2 separate regions of the Homo sapiens genome follow, and region 1 is linked to region 2. A link is an interaction called in ENCODE POLR2A ChIA-PET data of the cell type or tissue named here. Cell type or tissue: GM12878. All regions are shown on one strand. Links, peaks and the distances in the headings refer to the core of each region. The heading gives the core; the rest is flanking DNA.

Region 1 (8,318 bases), core at 166-8,165, 680 kb before region 2:
CCCTCCCCCGCCCCCCGCCGTCTCTGTTTTTTAAAAGTAAAGATTAAAAAATAAAAGGAAAGGAAAAAAAAACAGACCCCTGGGAGGAGGCGTCAGCATCCCCCGGGGCCAGAAAGATTAAGCAACCAGCACGGAGCCCCAGAGCCAGTGAGGCTGCGGAGGCTGCCTCCGCCCGGGCTGTGCGCACTAGGGCTACGGCCTGGCCTGCCCCGTTCCGCCCCGTCGGGAGCCCCCGGCTCGGAGGAGCCCGCCCGCCCCGCGCAGCTCACGCGATGTAGGCCTCGCTGCGGTTGAGCTTCCGGGCCAGGAAGCGCGCGGCGGCGCGGCTCGGGATCCGCACCATGGAGAGCTCCTTGGCGTAGCGCGTGCTGGCGCACGGGTTGGGGCAGGCGCACGAGTCCTTGCGAAGCATGGCATCTGCGGGCCACCGGGCCGCGTCAGACGCCCGCGGGCGGAGCGGGGCGGACGGGAGGTGGGGGAGGCTCGCCCTTACCTATGGCCGGGTGGGCACAGTTCTTGTACTGCTGGGGGCTGCACACTGGCACGTCGCCTGCGGGTACCGGGGAGATGGCTTTAGAAGCAGCCTCAGCTCCCTGGGCCCTGCCCGCCATGGGACGAAAACCCCAGCCCCTCACCTGGCATGTACACCATTCGGCAGCCGCACTTCCGAGCCACGTAGCGGGTTTCGCAGGCCAGGCGACACCCCATAAGGGTATAGGGAGGGCTGGGGCTGGGGCTGGGGGAGCCTAGGGGATCAGAGGGCTCTGGCTCATAGTTGGGGTTCAGAGATGCTGAACTGCAATCGCCCCAGGGCGGTGGCAGGAAGCTCAGCTGTGGGGGGACAGGGTTAAGGAGGCTTCCCGGAGAGCGTGAGAGGCCAGCTGGGGAGAGGCCCCTAGACAGGTCTGAGGAGCTGAGGGTTTAGGGTCTGAGGTGGTGTGGGCTTGAAGTAGTAGGTGTGGAGGCACACGGAAGGGTACCTGCTGCTGCTGGCAAGAAACAAAGGTCTGGTAGCCCGGGGACACCCCCAAGCCCAGCTGATCGATGATGGGCGGCTCCTCCTGGCTGTGGATCTGCACTCGGATCCCCACCTCAAACGGGGTCTCCTCTGTCGGGGAGGGACCTGTGAGGCCTGACCTGTGTGGTCAGGTCTCCTGCCCAACCAGACAAGACCTCTCACTGCAGCCCCTCTCCCCAGGACTGGGATGAGCCAGCCCAGCCCCTTTCACAGGTTCTGGGGGAACACCCTGACACCTCCTCTCCTCCTCTCCTTCCCCTAGCCTTTTGCACTCCATCCGTGCCCTCCCCCAGCCTCATTTGTGTGCTCCCTACCATTGTCCCTCCACACAGGTAGATATTCCTCCTGCTGCACGTCCAGCATGATGTCCAGCCCATTGCCCATGCCACCCCTAGTAGTGGTGAGCAGCTCTGCCCCATCAGCGCCAGAGTTAAATGTGTAGCACTTTCCCATCCGGGTGAAGATCTGGGGCGGGCAGACAGGGTGATGGCCATCTCCCCCAGGCAGGCACATGGTCATGGGACCTCTCCCCACCTCATGGTATGTTTGCGTCTCTTCTTTGAATACTGAAGCCCGCATCTCAATGCCCCCAGCCCCACGCTCCAGTGGGCACATGTTGCAGGACGCTCTTGGGAGCCCATCAACTCAGCTCCTCCACCCCGCCAATCCCCACCAAAGCCCAGGGCACAGCCTACAGGTTTTTCTGTGTTTCTCTGGGAACTGCAGGAAAAGGAAATGGGCCCCTGTGGCTGTCCTCCGGGGCTGGCAGTATGTTGAAAAGGCAGAGGGAAAGCAAGCCCCCCCCACCTCCTGGCAGAGATAGGGGTCTTCTGCCCCAGAATGGTCCCACCATGGAGGACCCCCAGCCCCAGGAGCAGGGCCTCCCTGGGCCAGACCTCAGGCCTAGGGCCAGCCGGGGTCAGTGTGGCCTCACATGCTCCCCTCGGGCTGGGAGACAGAGAAAGCCCCAAGGAGGACAGCTTCCTGGGCTGCACGGAGTGGCACTGGGGGGTGGGGAGTCCATGGCTGGTAGGAAGGAAGAGGTCCCCTGGCTTTGGGGGAGCCTGTGCTGGCTAGGGAATTGTGGGTGCTGGGCAGGGACTGGTCGGCTCTCTGGGTCCCTGGCAGGATAGGTAGGGAGGTCAGCTCACCGTGGTGAAGTTCTCAGGCCCACAAGGTTGGCCACGGAAGCGACAGTCCAGCAGCATGTCATCCAGGGAGTGCCCAGCACGGGCATAGAGTTGCGCCATGTCAAAGGTGGGACTGGGCATGAAGCCGGGCGGTGCAGGGGGCCGGCCCAGGGCGCGCAGGAAGGCGGCGTGCTCTGCGGGATCCAGGCCCAGCAGCGCAGACCCAGCCCAGTGCAGGTCGTTGGGCGTTAGGCGCGAGCGGCGCAGTGGGTTGATGTTGCACAGGGTGACAGCCGGGAAGATGAGCCGGTGGCTTTCTCGCTCATCCAGGGCAGTCTGGTGGTGGAACTCCCTGTAGTAGCGCACCCTCTCAGCCACCTGGTAGAGGAAGGTGGCCACTGACAGGACCACGGCCGCTGCCCACATCCCCCGGCGCAGGCTCAGGCTGCCTGGCCCGAAGACGTGGCCCAGCCCGTGCATCGAGCAGTTGCTGGCGAACACGCGGATGTCCGAGGCTGGCCGCCGGGCCTCCTCTGGGCCTGAGGTGGGCTTCATGGCCAGAACCCAGGAGCGGAACCAGCTACAGAGGCTTGGAAGAAGCGAGAGAGAGTCAGTCAGGGGGCTAAGGAGGCTAAGATAGGATTCAGGAGGCCAGGCAAGGAGAGGAGAAGAGAGGGTGGGAGACAGCCAAGGTTGGAAGGCAGGGAGGCACTAGCCTGGCAGGATTGGAGGAGGTGATCTGGCCGGTCAGGTCCCACTGTTCCTTCCCGAGGAACAGGCGGTGGCTCCACTGGGCTAGGCACTGGGCTGGGGACTCCGCAGCAGACCAGGTGGGACGTAGCTGACCGTGGCAGGCAGGGGCTGCGGAGCGGTGCTGAGCCGGCGGTGCTGAGCCGGCGCTGCTGCAGAGGATTGGGTTTCAGCAGTAGGGGGGAAAGGGGGCCGACAGAGCAGTCTGGGGGGTAGGAGAGGTCCCTAGGGCCCCAGGCTGAGCCATTAGTGCAGCATGGAGGGGGGCATGGCTGTCCAAGACGAGAGGCGCCAGGAGGAAACCGCAGTAATCCTAGGGAGAGCTTGAGAAAAGCCCAGAGGTAGATTGGGCCTGGAGATGCCTTGGGGCCCCCTAGGCTCCCAGTTGCAACCCCTGTACACTGGCCGCGAGGGTCAGTCGCTGACCCCTGGCCTAGCTCCTCTCTCCTTTTGCCTCTGCGGCCTTCCCTCTAGCTTCACCCAGGATCTGTTCCTTCACGAATACCAGAGCTGGCTCTTGGCCAAGCTGGGAAATGGTTGGAAGGCTGGCATCAGCAGATCTCTTCTTTCTGTGCCCCTAGCATCTCAGCCTACACTGGATGGCCAGGGCACTCTTCATGTCCCACTTCCAGGGCCCGTCTGTTTCCTAAGTGTCCCTCTCTCCCTAGGGAGTCAAAGCCTACCTCCCCACACTCAGGCCTCTGAGGATGTTGGCCTCTACAATGGTTATGGGCTCACCTGCCACCCCAGGTAGAACATGGGTGCCCCACCTGCCACCCTCCCGGGTACCACGGGTACCCCACCTGCCATCTCAGGCACAACATGGGTATTCTGTGATTTCCCATCTTACGCTGCTATATCCAGGACCTGGAAAACCTACATTTTTCCAAAGGGCTGCATACCACCCATTATGTGCACATACCATAGTTTATTTAATGACTCCCCCACTGATGGGCACTGGGGGTGTCCAGTCTTTCCATTACAAACAATGTTGCCGTATCATCACACAGATGTGAACTCCCAGGACTTTGGTGGGCTTTTTTTGACCATGAGTGGTAGAAACATGGTTCCACCAGCCAAACGTGTGCACACACCATGCTGCAACTGCTGGGCCACCTGTCTGTCCTCCCAACAGGACACAAGCTTCATGGGGGCAGGGACTGTCCTCATTCCCCATCGTGGGCTCAATGGCACATGACAGGTGCTTGATTAATAAACACTTTGGAAGGACTGAGTACCATGGTTACAGCACAGGCGTACCAGCTCCCCAGAGCCACAGTGCCATGCTTTGCAAGTATTTACTGTAGATGATCCCACTCACACTCTCAAAACAGGCATTCAGCATCAAGCACAGCTAGGCTCCCACTCTCCACTGTGGAGCGAAGGCCGAGGCGAGGTTAGGAAGACGGCGCGGCTCCTGCGGTCTAGCTCTTCCAGCTGGACTAGCCAAGGGGTTTCACTGCTTCTCTAGGGGGCGGGTGAAGGGCTGGATTTAAAGAAGCCGCCCAGAAGATATAAATCTGGTGTCAGAGGCATTTTGGGCAGCCTGAGGCTGATGACTGAGTGGGTGAAGCAGGAACCACCTTGGCTGGCTGCCTGGTGAGGGAGGGGTCAGGCCAACAAGCAGGGCCCCAGCAGGGCTTGTGGACTTGCCAGCTGAGGCCCTACTCTGGGCTGCCCTAAGGAGGGGTTTAGCTGTGAACCAGCCCCAGGCTCTGCTCCTGGACCTCCACTGCTTAAAGACACAGCCTCTGATCTGTCAGGAAGTGGGATATCAAATCAGGGTGGATGTGGGCCTGGGGTTTTTGGATGGCTTGTCCCCAAAGCACCATCTAGTTCTAAACCACACCCACAAGAGCCCGTGGGTCCCACTCTGGCTCCTGCACGCAAACTTGAGCCACTGCTGCCTCTTCCAGGCTGGCCTCCCAGCAGCACCAGCTGCTCCATCAATGCACTGTATCACACCCCTGAAAGAGGGTACCACCCTTCTTTACACAGGGTAAATCCAGAATGCTTGCCTGGCTGTGAAGGTGCATTGCAGGTACCACCTCTTCTCCTGCCCAGGGGAACAGGGCACCGTGTAGTCCCACAGCCTGGATGTGGCTGGATAGGGGAAGGATCCCAGTAGGAAGTGACAGCGGCACCAACATGGGGAGGGCTGATGCATCTGCAGCAGTGCAGGGACACGAGGTCCTGCTGGGGCACCAGTTCAGCCAAGGACCTACTTGTGTGCCTTTCCAGGCCCCTCAGAAGCCAGCTGGAGCCTAGCCCCCTCATCCACAGTCTCAGGGCCACAGGCGCCCATCACTCAGGATGTCTGCCTTCCCCTTTCAAGGTGCGCCTCCCAGAACCTGCTGGGGATGCTGGCCTGTCCACAGCCGCACCCTCCTGGACCGATTCTGTACTGGATTCTGCAGTAGCTGCTCCATTTAGCTCTGTACTCGTCAGCACTGTGGGCAGGAAGCAGAGAGCTCCAGGTGGGCATCAGCCCCTCCCATCTCCTTCAGTGCTGGGTGTTCTTGGTGTAGATGGAGGCTGGTTCACAATCTCAGTGGGTGAAAGACGCCAGGCACACAGGGCAGGGCCGGTGGAAGACAGCCAGGCAGGCTGGCGCTTCTCGTGGGAACTGGCCATTGTGGCCCCGTCCCTCCTACCCTGACCCAAGTGTTGGGCCCTGTTAGGCCTGTGTCCCTTGTGGGTGGGGAGGGGAGGTGAAATCTAGAAATCAGGACTGTGTTCACTGTGCAGGGAGAAAGGAGGGAGGTTGTTTGGAAGATGGGGACTGTGGGTCCCGGGGTGAGCCAGGGGATAGGCTCCTTCTCCCATGGAGGGAGTGGGGACACAGGAGAGGGAGTCAGTCGCCAGTCTAGGGAAGTGAGGTCCTAGCAAGGGTGTGGGAAGAGCCTAGGTTTGAATTCCCAGGCCCACTTCCAGACCCTGATTTTTAAAAATTCCCTGGAGCTACTGTAGGCCTGGCCAATTTGAAGCTGCTGGGTGGGGCAGGGAGACTGGCCAGAACGTCTCTTGAGAGGTCTGGAGGGGTCTGGGCAAAGGGAGAATAGAGTGGAGGTGTCTCGTGGAACTCTGTCTCTGCCCATTGCAGCCCAATGACTCTGGCAGACTCTGGTGGGAGGGAGGCAGCCGGCAGGACTGGGGAGGGGAGGGAGGGATTGGCCTCCCCTGCCAGCTGCTCGGCCCCGGCTTTATTGTGAGCAGGAGCAGCCGCAGCGACTCTCCACATGCTGGCCCTCCTGGGGGCTCAGTCCCCAGTAGGCTCCCCCAGGCTGAGCCCCAGCCCTAACACTGATGCTTGGCAGCGACCACACCTCAGGGGGCCCTTCTCAGGACTTGTGCTGGTGGCTCCTGGGGCCTTCTGGCTTTTTGGGCGGTGGGGCCGCTGTCCTCGGGGCATCCAGGGCCTGCCTCCGGATGAGCTCGGCGTATAGCCCGCCTTTCTTCAGGAGCTCTTCATGTGTCCCAGCCTGGAAGATGGGAGGGAAGGGCGGATGGTTGCTCCAAGGCATGCAGGCTTCAGAACCCTCAGAGAGCTGAGCCTCTCTATCAGCCATTGGGCCCATGGTCACTTAGGCCGGTGTCCCTTCTGGGGACACTCTGAAACCAATGCCCAATCTGAAAGGAACCGCCACTGGCATGCTGCATTAGTTACTGCCACTTCCTTACTTAGCTGAATTTTGGAAGAACATGATTCCCTCTGTCCCCCTTACAGAGCCCAAGGCTCCAACTCAGGATCCGTCTCCCTGCACGAGCCCCTCAGCCTTGGCTTGAATGAGTGGCTGTTAGCCAACGCCACACGGCCTCTGGGGTCCTACTCCTGACTCCCTGCACAGGTTCCTTGGCGCTGCTTCTCCTGCACCTGATACCCTGGGCAGCTAGCCCTGCTCCTTGCTCCCAGCACCATACTCTGAGTATGTTTCCTTTTTGTTTTTTGAGACAGGGTCTCATTCTGATGCCAGGCTGGAGCGCAATGGCACAATCATTGTTCACTGCAGCCTCAACCTCTGGGGCTCAAGTAATCCTCCCGCCTCCGCCTCCAGAGTAGCTGGGAGTACAGGTGCATGCCACCACATCCGGCTAATTTTTTTTTTTTGGTATTTTGTAGAGACAGGGTCCCGCTATGCTGCCCAGGCTAGCCTCAAGAGATCCTTCTGCCTTGGCTTCCCAAAGTGCTGGGATTACAGGCACCCGGCTAGTACTTTTCCTTTTGATCCTGGGAGCTGATGGTGCAATTATACTATCCCAGGGGACAGAAGAAGAAACTGAGGGCCTGAGAGGCCAGGGCTTGGCTGAATGCAGGAACTCCTGACTCTATATGGGACGCTGCTTCCAGAATATAGCCCCCAAGGCCCTGGGGCCAGGCCACAACTTCATATAACTCATTGCAGCATTGTGCCACTGTCCGTGATGAAGCCATCCTCAACCCACTGATCCACGCCCCCAGGACAACTAACCTCCCAGACACGGCCATCGGCCATGACGACAATGCAGTGGGCCCCACGGACAGTGCTGAGCCGGTGGGCAATTACCAGCACCGTGCGGCCTGCACTGGCCCGGTCCAGGGCCTCCTGTACAACCCGCTCGGACTCTGCATCCAGCGCGCTGGTAGCTTCATCCAGTATCAGCACCGTGGGCTGCTTGATAAGGGCTCGGGCGATGGCCAGGCGCTGCTTCTGGCCCCCAGACAGGGTAGTGCCCCGTTCACCTGGGAAGGGAGGGGCAGGGCAGGAGCCTGAAGCTGTGCACTTGAGGGTGGCCCACAAAGGGGCACAGGGTCCTTCCTGAACGCCCATCAAGATCCTCTAAGTGCCCCTCTCAGCACTGTGCACCCTCCTCCTGCCTCTGACCCCCACCCCGCACTGTGCATCCTCCTCCTGCCTCTGACCCCCCACCCCACACCGTGCACCCTCCTCCTGCCTCTGACCCCCACCCCGCACTGTGCACCCTCCTCCTGCCTCTGACCCCCCACCCCGCACTGTGCACCCTCGTCCTGCCTCTGACCCTCTACCCCGCACTGTGTACGCTCGTCCTGCCTCTGACCCTCCACCTTGCACTGTGCACCCTAGTCCTGCCTCTGACCCTCCACCCCACACTGTGCACCCTAGTCCTGTCTCTGACCCTCCACCCCGCACTGTGCACCCTAGTCCTGTCTCTGACCCTCCACCCCACACTGTGCACCCTAGTCCTGTCTCTGACCCTCCACCCCGCACTGTGCACCCTAGTCCTGTCTCTGACCCCCACCCCGCACTGTGCACCCTCCTCCTGCCTCTGACCCCCCACCCCACACTGTGTACACTCCTCCTCTGGGTTCCCCCTGCACTGGCTCATCCCACCTCTGGGTCCCTCAGCCACTGTGCACACTTGCCCTGCCTCTGAGGGTGGTGTGACACCGCCAGCAGGGCTTG
Region 2 (8,318 bases), core at 29-8,028:
GCCCTGGGTGCTACTCCCGGCAGTCTAACGCCAGACCACCGCCTGCCCAGACTGTGCCCCCATTCTGCCCGCCTGCCCTCTTCCACCCACACAAATTAGGACATTGCAGGAAGGAAGGCTCTCCCTGAATCCAAGGAACACCCACAGCCTGCTGCCCTCGGGGCCTGATCACCGGCTCTGCCTCCCTCGGGGTGCTGGAGATTACTGGGGCAATAGAAGGGGAGGGAAGATGAGACTGCAATCTCAGTCCCCTGCCCGGTCCTGCCCCAACCTCGCCAGGGGCTGCCCCATGTTCAGCTCTTCCACAGCTCAGGGGAGCCCAGATTCCTGCACAGGAGCCTCCTCCGCGGAAGGAGGAAGGAAGCAGTTAGGCTCCTAAGGGCCCTTCTGTGCCTGCTCACAAGCTCCAGACACATCCTTCTAAATTCCCTAGAGCGCACTCTCTCTTCTCAGGGAACACAAAGGTCACTCATTCCCAGTGTCAGACTGTGCACAGGGAAGACCCCAGGATATGAGAAAGGGCCATTTCCTTCCGCCGGGATGGGGACGCCCGTGCACCCCTGTTGTGGCGTGGTTTGGGAGCACAGCAAAGGCCAGACTCTACCCTGGAGACTGCAGAGCTGGGGATGAGGCTTTTTCCAGCTCCTCTTGGGGATGTTCCTGGGGATACTTCCGCGGCTGCAGCGCCTGCTTCGGCCCACACTCCGGTAGCCCCCAGGTGTTAGAGAAAACTGCAGTAATAAAGACACCCCTATCCCCATGGCAGAGCTCAGACCTCTGACTGCAGAGAGGCCAGCCTTACCTGTGGGGAGGGAAGAGAAAACAGAAGTGAGGCTCTGAGCTCCTCTAGGGCAGTCAGCTTTGTGTCCTCACCAGCCACAACCCCTCCCCCCACAAAGCCACACGCACCAGCCATAAGCCCCACATCCTGCCTGGCAGAGTGACCTTAATGGACATTGGATTAATAAATGAATGTGCCCCTTCAACAAGGAAGCACACTGCTGTCTTTCGGGGTCACTTTCTTCCCTGGTAAGGTCACGGAACGAATTCTCCATTCTGTGGCCAGAGTCTGGGCTTTCCCTGATGGCCAAAGGCCGGCCTATGGCAGGAACTCTGGAATCCCTGCTGGCTCCCCTTCCCCCAGCCTCCTCCCGACAGGAATTCCAGGCCTATTTCCCATGGGGCTGCGCAGGGCCAGCTGGTGTGACCACGACTCCGTCAGAATCCCCTTCCGCATCGCGGCTGGCCGCGGGTGGCAGAAGCCCCACACCGCCCTTTTGTACTGATGCGTGTCCTCCGTCCACGCTCCCGGGCACACGGGTCCCGTTCTTGCGAGTGAGCCATTTCGGGTCCCACGCACGGCGCAGCTCGCGGAGCCTGTGCGCAGGTGCGCTCCCCCACCCCCGCAGATCCAGCAGCGTCCCCCCCCGCGCACTCACACACGGTCGCGCACACTCACGGTCACGCGCCCCGCAGGTGGAGCGGCCCCCCGCGGGCCCGCGGTGGCCCCGCGCCCCTGCCCCGGCCGTACCTCTGCGGCGGGCTGTGCAGGGACGCGGCGCCCGTCCATGGAGCCCGAAGGCCGGCCTCCGCGGCCCACTCTCGCTCCCCGCCCCGCCGCGGCGACAGCGGCAGGTTCGAGTTCACAACTGCCAGGCCCGTCCCCAACCTCCCCCCGCCGGGTTCCCAGCGCCACGTGACTACAGGAGCTGCCGAGGGTCAGTCGCCGGCTCCCGCGGCCGCGGCCTGGGGGCGGGGAGGGACTGCCGGGGCCGGGGCGCGGGCGCCCCCGCCAAGAGCGGGCCGGGTCACTCAAGCCACTGCCGCGCCAGGGCGGCAGGCCTCGGAGGGTCGGACTCCGTTGCCATGGCGACCACCAGCCCGGGTTTCTCTGGGACTGGCCGGAGCTCAAGTTTCCCGACCCTTTGTCCCTGCGGAGCACGCGCGTCCCCGGGCGACCGCGTGGCTGGCCTATGGTCACCGGGGTGTTCGGCCTTAGCTGCCTTATGAGAGGCTGGGAGCCCGTCGGGAGACTTCAAAGAGGGCTCCGGCAAGCCCCCGGAGCGTCGTTGCCCGGGCCTTTCTCAGGCCGCGCACCCCGGCCGCAGTGCGGACGCTTGCGGCCGCGGCGGTCCCGGGACGGCGGTGGCGCACCTGGAAGGCCCTAGCTTCCGATTTGTTCCAAAGTGGAGCACAAAAAGGCCCGATCCTGCGAACTTTGAAAAGGCCTCTCTTCACTCTTTTCTAGAAATTAAGAAAGAGCAGAAGTTGCTGGGCTTCCTCTGGCTGCGGGCCAAGCGTGGGGCGACGGCCGAGGTGGCCGTTGGCGCACGTGGGGCATTTCGCTTGGAAAGGCTCAGCAGCCTGTGTGGCGTCTGCGGTGGCAGGTGCGAGCCTGTGCCCATGACTCACCCACTAGCAGGTGGCCCTGGCTTTCCAAACTAAACACTTCCTGGGGTTTCCAGGGTAGTACAATTTCATGTACTTTCATGCTTTTCAACACAGGCAATTTTTGAATTGTATAATTAGTCGTAAAAATACTTTTTAAATCTATTGCATAAATAGGAAATAGGGGAACATAAAACTCAGTTTTACCTCGTAGAGTCAATTACATTTAATATTTTGGTATGTTGCCTCCGGTGTTTTCTCTACGTATATCCATGGCATGTCTGGCATAATTGGAATAATGCCTTGCGAAGATGTATTCTGCCTTCTTCACTTAACACGATCTTGTGAATTTTCTTCCATTTTATTAGATATTCTTTTAAACATGATTATTTATGGCTGTATAAAAGGAATATATTTTTTAAATGTTTTCTAAATTATCTTCCAGGAAAACGTATTAGTTTTCCCTGAGAAATGCCCATTTTCCATATACTTGACAACACAGACTTTTTTAAAAAAAAAATTTAGTTTGAAATGGTTATTTCTCATCTTTTGTACTTGCATTTCTTAGAGTACTAGTTAGCTGGATTGTTTTTTCACATGGTTATTTTTTGCCAGTTTTATTTTCTCTTGTGAATTTGTTTATGTCCATTTGCCCACTTTTCTATTTGCCCATTTTAAAAGTTGGGGAGTTGGTTTATTGTTTGGGGGGCACTCATAAAGTACAGGTATTAAAGACTTGTCATGTTTGTTGCAGACGTGTTTCCTCGTACTTGTTAACTTTTTTTTTTTTTTTTTTTGAGACAGGGTTTCACTCTGTCACCAGAGCTGGAGTGCAGTAGCACTATCATGGCTCACTGAAGCCAGGACTTCCTGAGCTCAAGCAATCCTCCCACCTCGGCCTCTGAGTAGCTGGGACTACAGGATCACATCACCACATCCAGCTAATTATTTTATTTTAATGTTTTTCTTCTGTAGAGATGGGGTCTCACTGTGTTGCCCAGGCTGGTCTCAAACGATCCTCCCGCCCCAGCCTCCCAAAGTGTTGGGATTACAGATGTGAACCACTGCATCCGGCCTACCTTTTCAGTTGTTGATGTGAGAAAGTTTTGCTTTAGTCTATGTGCTGCTGAAGCGAGCATAAGAAAGTTTTGTTTTATTTTTATTTTATTATTTATTTATTTATTTATTTATTTATTTATTTATTTATTTTGAGATGGAGTCTGGCTTGTCTCCCAGGCTGGAGTGTAGAGGGAGGTGTGATCTCGGTTCACTGCAAGCTCCGTCTCATAGGTTCTCGCCATTCTCCTGCCTCAGCCTCCCGAGCAGCTGGGACTACAAGTGCCCGCCACCACGCCCAGCTATTTTTTTGTATTTTTAGTAGAGACGGGGTTTCACTGTGTTAGCCAGGATGGTCTCGATCCCCTGACCTCGTGATCTGCCCGCCTTGGCCTCCCAAAGTGCTGGGATTACAGGCATGAGCCACCGTGCCCGGCGAGAAAGTTTTGTTTTAATGTGCCAAAACTTAGCAGTCTTCCTTTATGGTTTCTGCCTTTAGAGTTATGTTTAGAGAGGCTACCCGCAACCTAAAACTACATTGAATGTCTGCAGTTTTATCACAGAAAATAAGTTTTGGTAGCTGGTAGTTTAAGTACTTCCCCTACACAAAGATTCTGGGTTTTTTTATTCTTCATAACTTCTTGGCTAGAATCACTTCATTTATTCTTCCAAACTGACATGGAGCCGGCACCCCTCTTACAGGCCTGCAGGAAGTGGGGAGGGGGCAAGCATGGAAATAAAGGAAAATCTTGAATTCCTTCAAGGGAAATTCCAGGCACCCAGCTAGCAACCTAATAAACAAGAAGGTAACTGTAGCTTAAAACAAGGAAGTTACAGTCACAAAATGTTTGGTTCCCTATAGAAACTAAAGATAACATCTTAATATATGTCCCTGAGTTGCTCTTCAGAAACCTGGGCCCCCCTCCCAAGTGGATGCCCTGGCCTGCAGACCTCAGACAAGAGGGAACTGAGGACTAAGCTCTGCTGTTCTTTGTTCTAAATTTCTTCCTGAGGATCCTGATGGAAGTTGGACCAGACCTGAACATTCCTTTCTGCTAACCCCAAGGTTTTAGGCAAAGCTTTGCTTCCTTAACTTATCACAAATCAGAGTCTTTGAATTCATGTATGACCTTTAAGGCTCCTCCTTCAAAATACCCTGCCCTTTGAGGCTAAACCAGTGCATAACCTCCATGTATCAATTCACGATTTTGCCCATAACTTCTCCTTTCCTGAAATTTACCCCTGCTTTTAAAAACACTTGCTTGTGGCCGGGCCCAGTGGCTCATGCTTGTAATCCCAGCACTTTGGGAGGCCGAGGTGGGCGGATCACAAAGTCAGGAGTTCAAGACCAGCCTGGCCAACACAGTGAAACCTCGTCTCTACTAAAAATACAAAAATTAGCTGGACGTGGTGGCAGGAGCCTGTAATCCCAGCTACTCGGGAGGCTGAGGCAGGAGAATCACTTGAACCCAGGAGGCGGAGGTTGCAGTGAGCCAAGATCATGCCACTGTACTCAAGTCTGGGCGGCAGAGCTAGACTCCGACTGGGGGAAAAAAAAAACCTTGCTTGTAAACCATCGAAGAGGTTGTATCTTAAGTATGACCCACTTCTCCTCGCTTGGTGCCCTGCAAATAAATGTGCTCCTTTCTCCGGATGCACAACCTCAGTGTTGGTGTTTCCTCTTACTGCGCCGGGCAAGTAGACCCCAGTTCAGTTTTGTAACAAAATGAACTTTAGAATTTCTTGTCAATGTTTTAAAAACGTGATTGTCTTTAAGATTCATTCTCTCCACTCCATTCATTCAGGTCTTATTTTACCTGTCCCAGTCAAGTTGACTAATCTGTACATTAACTACTTAACTTTTATACTTTTTTTTTTTTTTTGAGACAGTGTCTAGCTCTGTCACCCAGGTTGGAGTGCAATGGTGCAATATCAGCTCAGTGCAACCTCCGCCTCCCAGGTTCAAGTGATTCTCCTGCCTCAGCCTCCCTAGTAGCTGGGATTACAGGCACGCACCACTACACCTGGCTAATTTTTGTATTTTTAGTAGAGATGGGGTTTTGCCATGTTAGCCAGGCTAGTCTTGAACTCCTGAACTCCTGACCTCAGGTGATCGGCCCACCTTGGCCTCCCAAAGTGCTGGGATTACAGGTGTGAGCTACCGCACCCAGCCCAACTTTTATACTTTATAAAATAAAATTCACAAATATGAAAAAAGTCTTTGTCATATCATATAGTTTGGGGGTTCTGAAAATATGGTTATAGCATATTGTGGAATATAGGCCAAGTTTAGTAGTTACGGAAGAATGAATTTTTCTACCAACAGTACAATAAGAAGATGCTCCAGTTTTTACCTAAATACTTAGTAATTTATTAGTTAACATTTTGGGAGGCTTTACTTTGTGTCAGGCATGGTGATAAACTCCTCACATACATATCTCATTTAATCCACTCAACAACCCTATGCAATACTCTTCTGGTCCTTATTTTACAAATGTAACAACCGAGACTCTGAAATGTTCAGGAACTTACTCAAGGCCACTCAGCGGGATAGTGGCTGATTTGAACCCAAGCAGTGCCCCTGTGTCCTCAATGTTAACCACTAAAGTTGCATGTGTGCTGGCCTGGGCACAGGGTAAGCGTGGGATCCCCCAGGGTTAACGAGTGAGTTTGGACATCTAATGCTTCTCCATTCCTAAAATTCCACTTGATCCCTACGTTCCTGCAAGAGCCTGCGAAGCAGAATTCCTTCATAGACTCACAAAGTATCTTCTCCTTGTCTGTAATCCGTCTTTCATAGCAGAAAGGTTCTTCATTAAACAAGGCCCTAACCTTCTTTCTCTCTCCCCAGCCTCCATTAGAGGAAATGTCTCTTCTCCCAGTCAGGAGTTAACCACCTGCTGTAACTTCCTCTTTAGCATCGCCAGAGGAAACTAAGTATGACTGTGCCTTCACTCTGCAGAAAGAAAATGAGTGGCAAAGGAGTTGCGAAGGGATTCCTGAGCCTTTATGCCAGCTGGAAGCTTAAGGCCTTGGTATTTGAGACTTCACCCTTCAAAATGTCTTGGAGGATGGCCCAGCAACCAGCCAAATGGCCCAATGGCCTAGCCCAGTGGAGACGGTCTCAGCTTTTGACAAGCTAGCCGGAGAAAGGGCTGGACAGGAAGGGGCCCACTGGACAGCGAATATTGATAGGGCCCCTGGGAGGATCAATTTTCCCCTCCAACAGTGCCTGGCTCCCATTATCAGATTAGATGCAAAGTGGGCTGGCATGCCAGGGGGTGACAGGAACAGTGTCTCCAGAAATCCTCTGTGAAGACACCCAAGTATTGTTCAGAAGTGGCCCTGTATCTGGAAGAGGGAAAACTGCACCCACTTCTTGCAGACATACAGTTCCAGCTCCCCCCACAGGACTTGCTCATACATCCAACAAATATTTAATCAGTGCCCACCATCTGCCACTGTGCCAGGTGCCCGGCCTCATCATGAGTCAGGCAGAGGTGGTCTGTGCAGTTTTCCCACAATGTGAGAGGGTGCTGAGAAGACTTTTAACGCTTATTTAACTACGGAAATAACTCTTGGTTTGGTACCTACTACAAAATAAAAACAAGCGCTTGTTGATAATTTCTGGATGGATGACTGTGGAAAGCTGGAGGAGACTGAGGATCAATTTGCTCTAATGAACCTTCCCTTGACTATCATCTCCGTTACCTCCTGCCGCATCCCTACGGCAAATATGCAAGACTCTCACGCAGCTAATTTCCAGGGGTTTGCAGTCTGGGGAGGAAGCAGAAAGCACATCCCTCACTGACCCTGAGGAGGGGCAAATCTCTGGTAGCAGTCACAGGTACGTGCTGTACACACTTCCCATCCTTTGAGCCTTCCCAGCTGGAGAGCACCAAGAGAACGCAGTTGGGGAGGCCCCGAAAGATGAAGGGTTGTTGAGCTTGAAGGCAGTGAAAAAGTAAATGGAAGAAAGCTCTCTGCCCTCCACTGCCTAAATGCAGGATATAGATTTAGAAGGATAAAAGGGGTCTGCTCCCTCTCTCGACCAGGGAAAAGTTAACCACTGAAGACAACTTTAGACTCTTATGGGCCTGGAGCTGGAACCAGAGGAATGGACATGAAGGCGCTTTACTAACTCTATTTATCTGCCAGTTACTTACCTTTCTACAAGTTCTCCCCTTAGACACTCAAAGTTCTTTTCCTTTGTCCTGTCGCTTCCCTAAAACTTGGCTTTTCTTTGTTGAAGATGCTATACAAGCTGGAATTCAAAGCTACCACTTTGAGAACTACTCAATTCCTGCGTGTCTCCCAGGCAGATGTGAAATACACATGTTAATAAACTTCCACTGGTTTTTCTCTTGTTAATCTGTCTTTTGTAACAGGAGTCCGTTCCAACCACAAATCTAGGGGGGCTGAGGAAAAACCCCTACAGTGGCACACACTGAAGAAGGCCCCCTCACTTTCCAAGGTTTCCCATCTCAGGTGGAAGGAGGCCTGCTAAGTCATGTGAAAATTATTCAGGAAAAGATCAAAGTGCTTCTACTTCTGCAGTTCTAAAAATATCTTTAAGTGCATGAAAACATGTATAATGCACGACAGGGACGCACGCTGTAAGAGTAGCCCTGGGCTGAGATCAAATGTCAGTCCCCAAATTCCACCACACAAGATGCTTTCCTGCCGCATATCTAGTTCCCAGAGTCTCTTGCTAAAAGAAAAAAGAATCCAGCTGGTAAAATGAGTATCAGGTAGATGGCTCAGATTTCCTGCAGAGGAAACTGGTACATGCGTGTGCCCCATAACGGTGAGGCCTGCTTCCCACCCTTATCCCCCACCCCTGCACCATAGTCTCCCTCACCAGGACTCTGCAG

Evidence for each region. Peaks named below come from ENCODE experiments on the same cell type or tissue, not always from the same donor. Only the 100,000 strongest peaks of a DNase experiment are listed, where the experiment ranks them.
Region 1: POLR2A ChIA-PET joins it to region 2 with 11 read pairs; 3 of 35 experiments call an interaction of 5 or more read pairs at or near these places.

What each region holds. Positions count from the first base shown.
Region 1 is chr7:151,043,271-151,051,588 of GRCh38, reverse strand. ABCB8 (ATP binding cassette subfamily B member 8) reads right to left here. Exons shown (of 16, transcript NM_007188.5): 15 at 7,368-7,618; 16 at 3,807-6,380. The coding sequence ends at 6,240. It overlaps ASIC3 (acid sensing ion channel subunit 3), which reads right to left and starts at 3,058. Exons shown (of 11, transcript NM_004769.4): 1 at 2,170-3,058; 2 at 1,333-1,483; 3 at 981-1,108; 4 at 636-831; 5 at 494-550; 6 at 270-417. The coding sequence starts at 2,703. RefSeq lists enhancers at 1-52, 908-1,546 and a silencer at 366-475. In GM12878, for the core only: no CTCF peak of the experiment used is centred there; no DNase peak of the experiment used is centred there.
Region 2 is chr7:150,362,155-150,370,472 of GRCh38, reverse strand. It overlaps REPIN1 (replication initiator 1), which reads right to left and starts at 1,651. Exons shown (of 3, transcript NM_001099695.2): 1 at 1,532-1,651; 2 at 605-802. The coding sequence starts at 761. It overlaps REPIN1-AS1 (REPIN1 antisense RNA 1), which reads left to right. Exons shown (of 4, transcript NR_183429.1): 4 at 6,296-7,815. RefSeq lists enhancers at 1-467, 468-1,273, 1,274-2,078, 2,118-2,177 and silencers at 738-887, 1,398-1,867, 6,293-6,342. In GM12878, for the core only: no CTCF peak of the experiment used is centred there; no DNase peak of the experiment used is centred there; H3K4me3 peaks cover 2,578 bases; H3K27ac peaks cover 5,000 bases.